Linked DNA regions of Homo sapiens: region 1 is linked to region 2. Evidence: chromatin loops called from intact Hi-C (ENCODE). Cell type or tissue: PC-3. All regions are shown on one strand. Links, peaks and the distances in the headings refer to the core of each region. The heading gives the core; the rest is flanking DNA. Region 1 overlaps SHISA3 (shisa family member 3). Region 2 overlaps ATP8A1 (ATPase phospholipid transporting 8A1).

What was found. Hi-C counts contacts between places; a loop is a spot of excess contacts. Peaks named below come from ENCODE experiments on the same cell type or tissue, not always from the same donor. Only the 100,000 strongest peaks of a DNase experiment are listed, where the experiment ranks them.
Region 1: it touches region 2 in a loop (4-fold over the local background); 2 of 110 quality-filtered maps call a loop at or near these places.

The regions. Positions count from the first base shown.
Region 1 is chr4:42,401,258-42,406,645 of GRCh38, forward strand. It overlaps SHISA3 (shisa family member 3), which reads left to right. Exons shown (of 2, transcript NM_001080505.3): 2 at 1-1,230. The coding sequence ends at 194. Among named protein-coding and RNA genes, the nearest start is that of SHISA3, 6.5 kb to the left of the region's middle. In PC-3, for the core only: CTCF peaks have their summits at 246, 2,953 (motif pointing right) and 3,156; no DNase peak of the experiment used is centred there.
Region 2 is chr4:42,457,444-42,462,831 of GRCh38, forward strand. All of the region lies in intron 27 of ATP8A1 (ATPase phospholipid transporting 8A1), which reads right to left. Among named protein-coding and RNA genes, the nearest start is that of SHISA3, 63 kb to the left of the region's middle. In PC-3, for the core only: no CTCF peak of the experiment used is centred there; a DNase peak (open chromatin) is centred at 2,788.

The DNA of each region.
Region 1 (5,388 bases), core at 233-5,232, 56 kb before region 2:
TCCGCAGGTTCTCCTTTGCCAGGGCTGAGCCGGGCTGCCTGGTGCCCTCACCGCCCCCGCCATACACCACCAGCCACTCAATCCACCTGGCTCAGCCATCTGGTTTCCTGGTGTCACCCCAGTATTTCGCTTACCCCCTCCAGCAGGAGCCCCCACTGCCTGGGAAGAGCTGTCCAGACTTCAGTTCCAGTTGACACGCCCAGGCCATGAATCCACAACTCAGTCAGATGGCAGACAGGTGGAGCCCTGCTCCCATTGCCACATGCAATTCTGAGAAAATTTCCCTTGTAACTGATCAGTGTCATGGAGGAGCATGCTAGGAAAACACAGCACCTTCTAATTTGAAAGTTCCTGTCTCCAATCACAGAAAGGCTAAACCAGAGAACTGTTTTCTGGTTTTGCAAACATGTGATCATTACATTTCAATCTATGCTACTTTTATTCAAAATATGCAGCAGTTTGACTTTAAAGTTGCAAACTGGCTAAAAACGTTTTACTGGACATTCAGCTATATTGCTTAGAAAAGGGCTACATGTTTCTTTTTCATATAAGTTGTTCATTGAGTTATGATAGGAATATATTCATAAATAAGCAAAGAAAAATACCTAATTGTAATTATCAAAGGTTCACTTAAAAAATTAACTATTAGGTAAACTTAAGGGGGCAGTGAAAAATCTATTTATGATTTCGGGAGTAACCTAACCATGAATAATATTAGCATAATGAGAACATTTACTTTTTAAATAAATAACTAAATTTTGTTTACAATATGAGTTTTTCCAGAATACAAGGTTTCAATAATCACATGAGGAGTTTAAAGTTTTAAATATATACTCAGACATTCATTGTAACACAGAGTGTATGTAAAATCATTTCCCCCACTCACTGGAGGGAGTATTTATTGCAGACTTTTTGTTCAGCAACATTTAGTGTTTCAGTGAAAGTTGGACAGTTGGGGCTTAAAACATTTATTTGTAAAATGAGCTATGTTCAAATGTAAATATTTGTAATTTAATGTATTTACCACATTGACTGTACTAATTATTTAGTAGTCATACTGTAATTTTTATGTTAATAATAACTGGAGTTCAAAGTCTAGCTATTGGTATAATCATCTAATATTATATATATCTCCAGTGCCCCTGAATTTTATGTTTGATGACTATATATTTGGGCATATATCTTGTTGGATTAGAATAAATAAAACACTTTATATTTTCATGAACTCTATTTAAATTTTAATGTGATTCATTTTATCTCTTTAGCGATCCTTCTTTAAAAAAAAGGAAATGTTTTTAACACATACTTCATATTTTAAAATTAAAAAAAAATTCCATATCAGGGCTCGTGAAAGCAGCAAAGGAAGTGAATTTTTATGGAGGTCTCAGTCTACAGCCCTCCGATGTGTTTGGCCTGTAGAGAATTCATCATTAGGACGTTTCTCATAAGAATCTGGATTTCTGGCTTCTCATGACATAGAGGACGTGGCACCAGGGGTCCTGCACTGCCTTGGGGTCAGGTCAATCCTCTTCAGACAGGACACCTGCCATTTGCCAGCCTCCTGCCTGGTCTCCCCACCTGGCCCATCTATTTTTGCTATGCTACCTACCTGGCCCCTGCAGGTGTGGTTTGAAAGCCCAGATTTATAGGAATTCATACTATCATATGTCACTCTCAGTTTTCAAACACAATTAGTTAGAGGCAGAATTCTGTCCTAAGAGAGTTGTTTGGCCTTGTCTCTTCATTTTCTAGTTAAGGAAACAAGTTCAAAGATATTCGGCCTCTGCTCAGTCTAAAGGCAGAGGGGCTCTGACTTCTAGTCTCCTGCTTTATCCTGTATCTAAAAGTGGCCTGACTTCCGGGTATCCCAAATTGTTCAAAATAATTAAGGAAAGAAACAGCTGCATGTAAAAGGATGAACATTTATACACATAATCTTGGGCGCACTCCTATACGATTAGACTAGTTTTATTTATGTTTGTAGTATTTTGGTCCTTTTAATGGTTTTAAGGTTACCTTATTAAAGCTCTTATTATGAGCCAAGCATTAAGTATTAGTATGTATTAACTTATTTTATGCTCTAAACAACCCCAACAGAAAAGTATTACAATTCCTATTTTAAAGATTCGAAAGCTGAGGCACAAAGGAATGAAGCAACTTGCCCAAGGTCCTGCAGCTAGTCTGTACTGGAGTTGATATGCATAAACAAACAGATCCAAACAGCAACGGAAGACCTGCTTTGAGATTTTGATGGTTCTGTGCACAAAATTCATCGGAGATTTTAAGAGCATAAGCCTAAGTTTCGAAGGCAGTGATTCTCAGCCCTGTTGGACCCCAAAATGAGCTCTCCTTAGAACAAATATTTTGTGACATCCCTTTATGAGTCCTAAAATGAAATTTATAGATAACTCACTACACACATAATTTTTAAAAATCAATACAATGCCCCAATGGTGAATAGAAGAAAGAAAGGGAAGTAACTTATTTCTAAATGTAAAGGTTTGGGCAGACTTAAAAAAGACAGATGCTAACCCCTTATTCAAAATCACCATGATGTGACAGCTTCAAATCCAGACGGATGCAGTTGGTAATTCTGGCAACTCAAACACAATCGCACTGATTTCATTAATGTGATTTTTTCCCAGCAAAGTTTGATCATCCTTTGATTTGCACAGTGGCTGTATATCTGAAGAATTCAGTGTATACTAAGGCAGTGCAACAAATATAGGTAAAATGGGATTACGTTTTTTTTTTCACCAGTAGTAATGGTGGACATTCCAAAGTCATGCCGATGGACATCAAGTCTTTTTTGTTGTGCGGGCTGCTTCCATGCATTGTAGGATCTTGGTTACAACTGAGTCCCCCTCAGTGAATGCCAGTAGCACATCCACCTCCGCCCCAACGCTCTAATGCGGAAGATTCCCCCATGCAATTCCACCACGTCCCCTAGAGGGTGGAACTGTCCCCACTGAATACCATCTAGTTGCCAGATTTCTCTAGTAGCTGTACTTTTATTTGTCATCCCTTTGGAGAACAGTTTATGTCCATTAGACAAGTTAATGCTAAGGAATTCATAGAGAGTTCACATCTGCAAATTTCCCTTCCTGAGCAGGATGCCCCAGTCAATTTAACTGGCCATAAATTGTTTAAAATTAGAGAGATGTTGTGTACCTCATTGCAATATGGCATTCAGTGATACTAGATCAAATCATATCACGAAGTAATTATTGATATGCAGTACATGCCTTTGACCTTCTCTCTGGAAGCCAGGTAGCTGATATTATTATTCACAATTTTAGGTAAAAAGCCTATCTTGTGGCAGATTTCTAGATATTGTCCCATTCAACAATTCTTTGCTGAACACCACTTATGGGTCAGGTGCTGAGTGAGATGAATAAAAGATGATTAAAATGCACTTCCAACTCAAGGAGCCCCCAGCATCATGACAAAGACAAATACTTGTGATAAAATGTTATAGATGCTTTATAAAAGAAGCATGTTATCTTTTCCTGCTCTTTGTGGTAACTGCGATTACAGGGGAGTGCAGGATACCCTGGCAGCACTTACAAAGGACACTGTTCATCCTGGAGGTGTTGACATTGGACCTGAGCCTTGAAAGACATGTAGAACTTGAATGAAGAAGACAGGGCAGAGAAAGAAAGAGAAGGGGGCTGGAAATAAGGGAAAAAATATATCAGGCAGAGTAAAGAATTCATAGAGAGGCACAGAAGCACCCACCCATGAGCCTGAAAGAACAAGGAACATTTAAGAACCCAGAAGAAGGCCAGGAACTGTGGCTCATGCCTGTAATCCTCACACTTTGGGAGGCAGAGGTGGGTGGATCATGAGGTCAGGAGACTGAGACCATCCTGGCCAACATGGTGAAACCTCGTCTCTACTAAAATACAAAAAATTAGCCGGGCGTAGTGGGTGCCTGTAGTCCCAGCTACTCGGGAGGCTGAGGCAGGAGAATGGCATGAACGCAGGAGGCAGAGCTTGCAGTGAACTGAGATTGCGCTACCGCACTCCAGCCTGGGTGACAGAGCGAGACTCCGTCTCAAAAACAAAAACAAACAAACAAAAAAAAGAATCCAGAAGAAGAGTGAGGCTGGAGAGAGAAGTGGGGGCAGATTAGAGATCTTGAACACCATGGTATTTGAATAGATGTCAAATGCAAGAGGGAGTCTGGAAGGATTTTACAGGGGAGGGGATGGGATCATATCTCCATTTTAGAAAGATTAGGCTGCAAAGGTCAAATAAAATCTTTTGGAGTTTCCAAGGAGCTGCTCATCACAATCTGCTAAACCACCAAAATACAGCAGAAACTTGTCTGCTTTTGTTACTTTCAGAAAGAATTTGAATCCAACATCCTCATGCCACGATTATTGTGAAAAATAGAAGTTCTGCATTTTGAAAGGTCGTTATGCCAATAATGGATAACATTTATTAAGCGCCATGTGTGTCCCAAGTGCTTTATGAATTGTATCACTGAATCTTCACAACCCTGAAGAAGGGATTATCATCATGCCTATCCTGCGGATGAAGAAATCAAGGCGAGAAGGTTAAACACTGTGCCCAAGGACGGATAATACCATAGGGGACAGATCTGAACCCAGGTGGTCTACTTGGAAATTCTACATTCTGTGTGACATTAGACCTAGGAGGTCTAATTTTGTGAGGAAAACAAAAATATCCAATGTACTTTTCAGAAAATCTATTGGGGAAATAGTGATCAATTGCATCATATTATACATATCCTATTGATATCAGGGGATTGTAAGTCACGGAGAGCTTATGCTGCATTATGAAAATGTGGAATAAAATAAAGCATGAATAAAAACACTAGATGATAAATATTTCTCCCTTTACACATGAGAAATGGGATTCCAGAGGGTGATTGAGCATGGATTTTGAAGCTGTAATGCTTGGGTTAGTTTTCTGGCTCTGTCACTTAAAAGTGGAGTGACTTTGGGCCACTTAAATTCACTGTGTCTCAGTCTTCTCATTTGTAAAATAGAGACATTAGTACTACCTTTTTGCTTATGGTTGCCTTGAGAAGAAGTTACAGACACTGTCTCAGGTCACTTGCATTCTAGTGGGCAGAAAGCTGTGTAGTAAGGATAAATAACAGAAAGCAGATGAAATACTTTAGAATAAAAATGAAAGGCTAAGTACTGCGGGAGGGCAGATATCACTGTTGATTAGGGGTAGGGAACAGAGAAAATGGTCCTACAGTTTGATCAAGTAAGTCCTTGATAACCCATGGGCCCCTTTGGTACTTGGCCAACTTCCTGCTCGTCTGGAATAGGGCATCCTCTCATCCTGTTGGGTACTCATGGTCTGTACCTTTCTTTCATCATCTGCTTTAGAGAGCACATTCGTAGCCAG
Region 2 (5,388 bases), core at 183-5,182:
GATGGAAATATAAGGAATTTCAAAACAAACTTCCAATTATGGCCTCTCTAATCTATGAAGACACAGTCTAACCTTTGTTGGTCTGAAGAAAGCCGAAGCGCTCTGCATACCAAATTCGTCTAACGGACAAGATTTGGCTCAAAAGTTGTAGTTCTAAATGCATTTGCAATCATCAATACCGTACAATGAGAAGTTTATGTTAGTAAGTTTATATGTGGGCAAACATTAGTAAATACGAATGGTCCCCTAGCTTCTGTGTACCTAATATTTGGTGCTGATTCAAAGGCTACTACGAGCTTGAAATTTAAGATTCTCCCTCAAATCAATATTTACAGTAAGTTTCAAATTTGAAATAATTTGCAAGTAAACTAACATGTTTGTTTCCAAAGTGTATTTTAAAATGCATGACCTGCTTTATACTTTACGACAATTTTTAAGTGGAAAGGTATCAACACATTTTTATCATTTTATTTTTCCTACTGAAAGGTAGGTGAACATGTTTTTAGAAAATGTATTTCCTGGATTTTTAAGGGTTAACATTTTAATTTATTTTTAAAGAAGAAATGACTAGGTAAGAACAGAAACTTTCAATAGAGTACCTTAGATTTTCACTCTAATATTTTAATATTCAAGTTTACATATCTTAAAGGAGAAAGAGAAGGTCTTTAACAGTGAAGTAGCCTACCAGCAGGCCGATTTCAAGTTAGGCTGAGATTGTAGTTAATATTGGGAACATATCCCGTGCAAAATAAAACAACATCTAAATTATCCCAAACACATAAAAGTACCTCCTCTAATTCAACCAGAGCCACAGATTCAGAAAGAAAACACCGGTCCCTCTGGGGAGGTGTCTAGTTTATTTAAATTCACAGGGAATTCAACTCCCAGCACCACTTGCTGGGACAGTATCACCTTATTGACTTTTATCAAAGCTTCTGGAAATTAGAAACACAACTTGGTTTTGAGATCTTCCCAGAAAACTTGGATGTGACCAATCATTTGAAAGGAAAGGTCTTATTTTATGAGGAAGGAGTCAGACATATCAGAGAAATAAAAAAAAATCTCTCTTTAAAAGGAGCCAATAATTTAAATGAACACCTAGAGCTGCTCCTGGGCAGCTCCTGTAAGAAAGAGCTTTATACCACCATCTGCCAAATCTGTATTCGTCTGGCTGTAATTTACAGCAATGGAATATCTAGATAGTGACTTTCCTAAGCAATATAGCAAGGAGAAAAGCAGTGTTTGTAGTTTTAAATCTATAAAACACATAGTGTTCAAGACTATTCCTTTATTAGCATAGAAATTTCAGACCTGCTTCTCCTGGCATTATTTTCTAAATTCCACCTCCCAGTAGAGGCGTGGCAGCTAAAGCTTCACATTCATTTTCCTGATGGAGCATTTCTGCATATTAAACAGCAGCTTACAAACAGTCAATGAGTCCTCTGCTCCCACGCCTGATCAGCACAAAAAACTGAAAGGAGAGATTCGAGACTGGCAGTTGTCCTCACTAGAGACATTCAATGATGTGTTTTCTGTCTATTCATTCACAGTATTGACATGAGCCATTAACATCTGCAGAACTTGTTTTAGCTGGCAAAAGTTGGGTATCTGGGAATTGATTTAAAAGGTCATTACCAAGACAGTTGAATCATATTCAAAATACATTTCCACAAACTCTTGAGAAAAATAAAAATGAGATTTCCAGTAAAGTTTAGAACTCACTTCCTTTTCACTGTGTAAAGAATTTGATCAGTGTCAAATATCTCATGAACAGGTTTTAAAATCAAAGGCAAGTGAAGTTTAGGGTTAATCAACCACAAATCACATAATTCTGGGTTTGAAACAGGACAGGGCATGAAGATTGTTTTCATTTGATTTTAATGTTTTTATTTTCTCATTAGTACATAAATTTTGTCTACTTTATTGCTGTCAATTTAGATTTAAAAAGCGACAAGTTGGACATTCTTATTTTATAAAATTAACTTTTTATAAGCAGATTTATTGCTGGCAGTGGCTTTAAATTCCTGGTATCTTGATAAATCTATGTAAATAAACTGTATAAATTGTTATTTGCTTGAATGTCAGTGTTCTGGAATGAGAAGAACATATAAATAGAAAAGCTAGATATATAGAAGGGATTGAGAATAGAAAAATAATTACTTTAGAAAAGAACTACACATTTATATAAACAACAAAGAATATTTTTTTGAATCTTATAAACTATTTTAGAAGTGCATTTTGCTTCAAAACACACACTATTCCAGACCAAATCTAGCAGTAATGAACGAGTAAGTTCATTTACGTATCTTGTTTATATTTCCACATATTAGGTTATTTTTTTAATTTTTATTTATTTATTTTTTTGAGACAGAGTCTCGCTCTGTCACCCAGGCTGGAGTGCAATGGCGCGTGGTCTCTGCTCACTGCAAGCTCCACCTCCCGGGTTCACGCCATTCTCCTGCCTCAGCCTCCCAAGTAGCTGGGACTACAGGCGCCTGCCACCACGCCTGGCTAATTTTTTGTATTTTTAGTAGAGACAGAGTTTCACCATGTTAGCCAGGATGGTCTCGATCTCCTGTCCTCGTGATCCACCCCCCTCGGCCTCCCAAAGTGCTAGGATTACAGGCGTGAGCCACTGCGCCTGGCCTGTATTAGGTTATTTTATCTAATAGGTTGTAACCTTTTTAGTGACCATTACACCAAACTGCCTGTACACTTCAAAACTAAGTTTCAATTTTACTAGCCTGACTCATAATAAGAACTATGCTCAGTCAACATTTAACAAGGAGATAAGCATTCTGACAGAGGCACAAAGAACAGGTGAAGCAAATATACACCAGCCCCCAACGAAAGTGTCAACGTACTGACTTTGTTTATACTGTTACTTCTCAGAGTAAAGGATAGAATATGATTTCCATATAGCAAATGGATGGATCTTTTTTTTTTTTTTTTTTTTTTTTCTGAGATGGAGTCTTGCTTTGTTGCCCAGGCTGGAGTGCAGTGGCACAGTCTTGGCTCACTGCAACCTCTGCCTCCCTGGTTCAAATGAGTCTCCTGCCTCAGCCTCCTAAGTAGCTGGGATTACAGGCAACTGCCACCATGCCCAGCTAATTTTTTGTATTTTTAGTAGGGACGGGGTTTCACCATGTTGGCCAGGTTGGTCTCGAACTCCCGACCTTGTGATCTGCCCGCCTCAGCCTCCCAAAGTGCTGGGATTACAGGCGTGAGCCAACGCACCCAGCCTGGCTGTATCTTTTTTGACAGACGTGTAGAAACAGTCAACAGATTAAATGGTAAAGTGGCAGAAACAAACATCTATCTGTAAGGGAACCCTCAGCAGATTTATGAGACCATGGTGGGTCCTTGACAGGAGTGGGAGAATGAGGTTTTCTTAACAATGGGAAGGCCATTGTCATGATCTGCAGAGCTCCAACAGGGACATGAAACTGATAACACCTAGAATTACTACACATATAGCTTCTGACAATAAGAAGGCAACTTTTTAAAAAAAGGCAAATAACATATTTATCATGCCTTGATTAACCATTCAGTTCACTTATTTATCTACCACTGCTGTGCTGCCCAGCATGGTAGAGACTGGCCACACGTGCTCTTGAACACTTAAATGTGATTAGTCCAAATTGAGACGTGGTATAAATGTAAAATATACTCCAGATTTTGAAAACTTAGGATGAAGGATGTAAAATGTCTCATTAATAATTTTTGACAGTGATTACAGGTGACAATGATAATCTTTTGAATACATTGAGCTAGATAAAATATACTGAGATCAATTTTTTCTTTCTTTTTTTTTTTTTTGCTTTTTGCTAATGTGGCTTGCATTGTATTTCTGTTGGCAAGTGATATGGTTTGGCTGTGTCCCCAGCCAAATCTCATCTTGAATTCCCATGTGTTGTGGGAGGGACTGGTGGGAGGTAATTGAGTCATGGGGCCAAGTCTTTCCAATGCTGTTCTTGTGATAGTGAATAAGTCTCAAGAGATTTGATGGTTTTGAAAAGGGGAGTTCCCCTGCACAAGTTCTCTTGCTTTGCCTGCTGCCACCCATGTAAGACGTGACTTGTTCCTCCTTGCCTTCCATCATGATTGTGAGGCATCCCCAGCCATGTGGAACTGTAAGTCCATTAAACCTCTTTCTTTTGTAAATTGCCCAGTTTTGGGTATGTCTTCATCAGCAGCGTGAGAACAGACTAATACAATAAATTGGTACCAGTAGAGTGGGGTGCTGCTGAAAAGATACCCAAAAACATGGAGGTGACTTTGGAACTGGGTAACAGGCAGAGGTTGGAAGAGTTTGGAGAGCTCATAAAAAGACAAGAAAACGTGCGAAAGTTTGGAACTCCCTAGAGACTTGTTGAATGGCTTTGACCAAAATGCTGATAATGCTATGGACAATAAGATCCAGGCTGAGGTGGTTTCAGATGGAGATGAAGAACTTGCTGGTAACTGGAGCAAAGGCGACTCTTGGTATGTTTTAGCAAAGAGACTGGCAGCATTTTGCCCCTTCCCTAGAGATCTGTGGAACTTTGAACTTGAGAGAGATGATTTAGAGTATCTGGTGGAAGAAGTTTCTAAGCAGCAAAGCATTCAAGAGGTGACTTGGGTGCTGTTAAAGGCATTCAGTTTTGTAAGGGAAGCAGAGCATAAAAGTTCAAAAAATTTGCAGCCTGACAATGCAATAGAAAAGAAAAATCTCATTTTCTGAGGAGAAATGGAAGCAGGCTGCAGAAATTCGCCTAAGTAATGAGAAGCCAAATGTTAATCCTCAAGACAACGGGGAAAATGTCTCCAGGGTATGTCAGAGTTTTCATGGCAGCCCCTTCCATCACAGGCCCAGAGGCCTACAAGGAAAAAGTGGTTTTCTGGGCCAGGCCCAGGGTACACTCGTGCTGTGTGCAGCCAAGAGACTTGGTGCTCTGCATCCCAGTTGCTCCAGACATGGCTGAAAGGGGCCAACATAGAGTTCGGGCAGTGGCTTCACAGGGTGCAAGCCCCAAGCCTTGGCAGCTTCCATGTGGTGTTGAGCCTGAGAGTGCACAAAAGTCAAGAACTGGGGTTTGGGAACCTCTGCCTAGATTTCTGAAGATGTATGGAAATGCCTGGATGCCCAGGCATAAGTTTGCTGCAGGGGCAGGGCTCTCATGGCGAACCACTGTTAGGGCAGTGGAGAAGGAAAATGTGAGGTCAGAGCCCCCACACAGAGTTCCCCCTGGGGCACCACCTAGTGGAGCTGTGAGAAGAGGGCCACTGTCCTCCAGACCTCAGAATGGTAGATCCACTGACTGCATTGTGCACCTGATGCCAGCCTGTGAAGGCAGCTGGGAGGGAGGCTGTATCCTGTAAAGCCACGGGGCAGAGCGGCCCAAGACC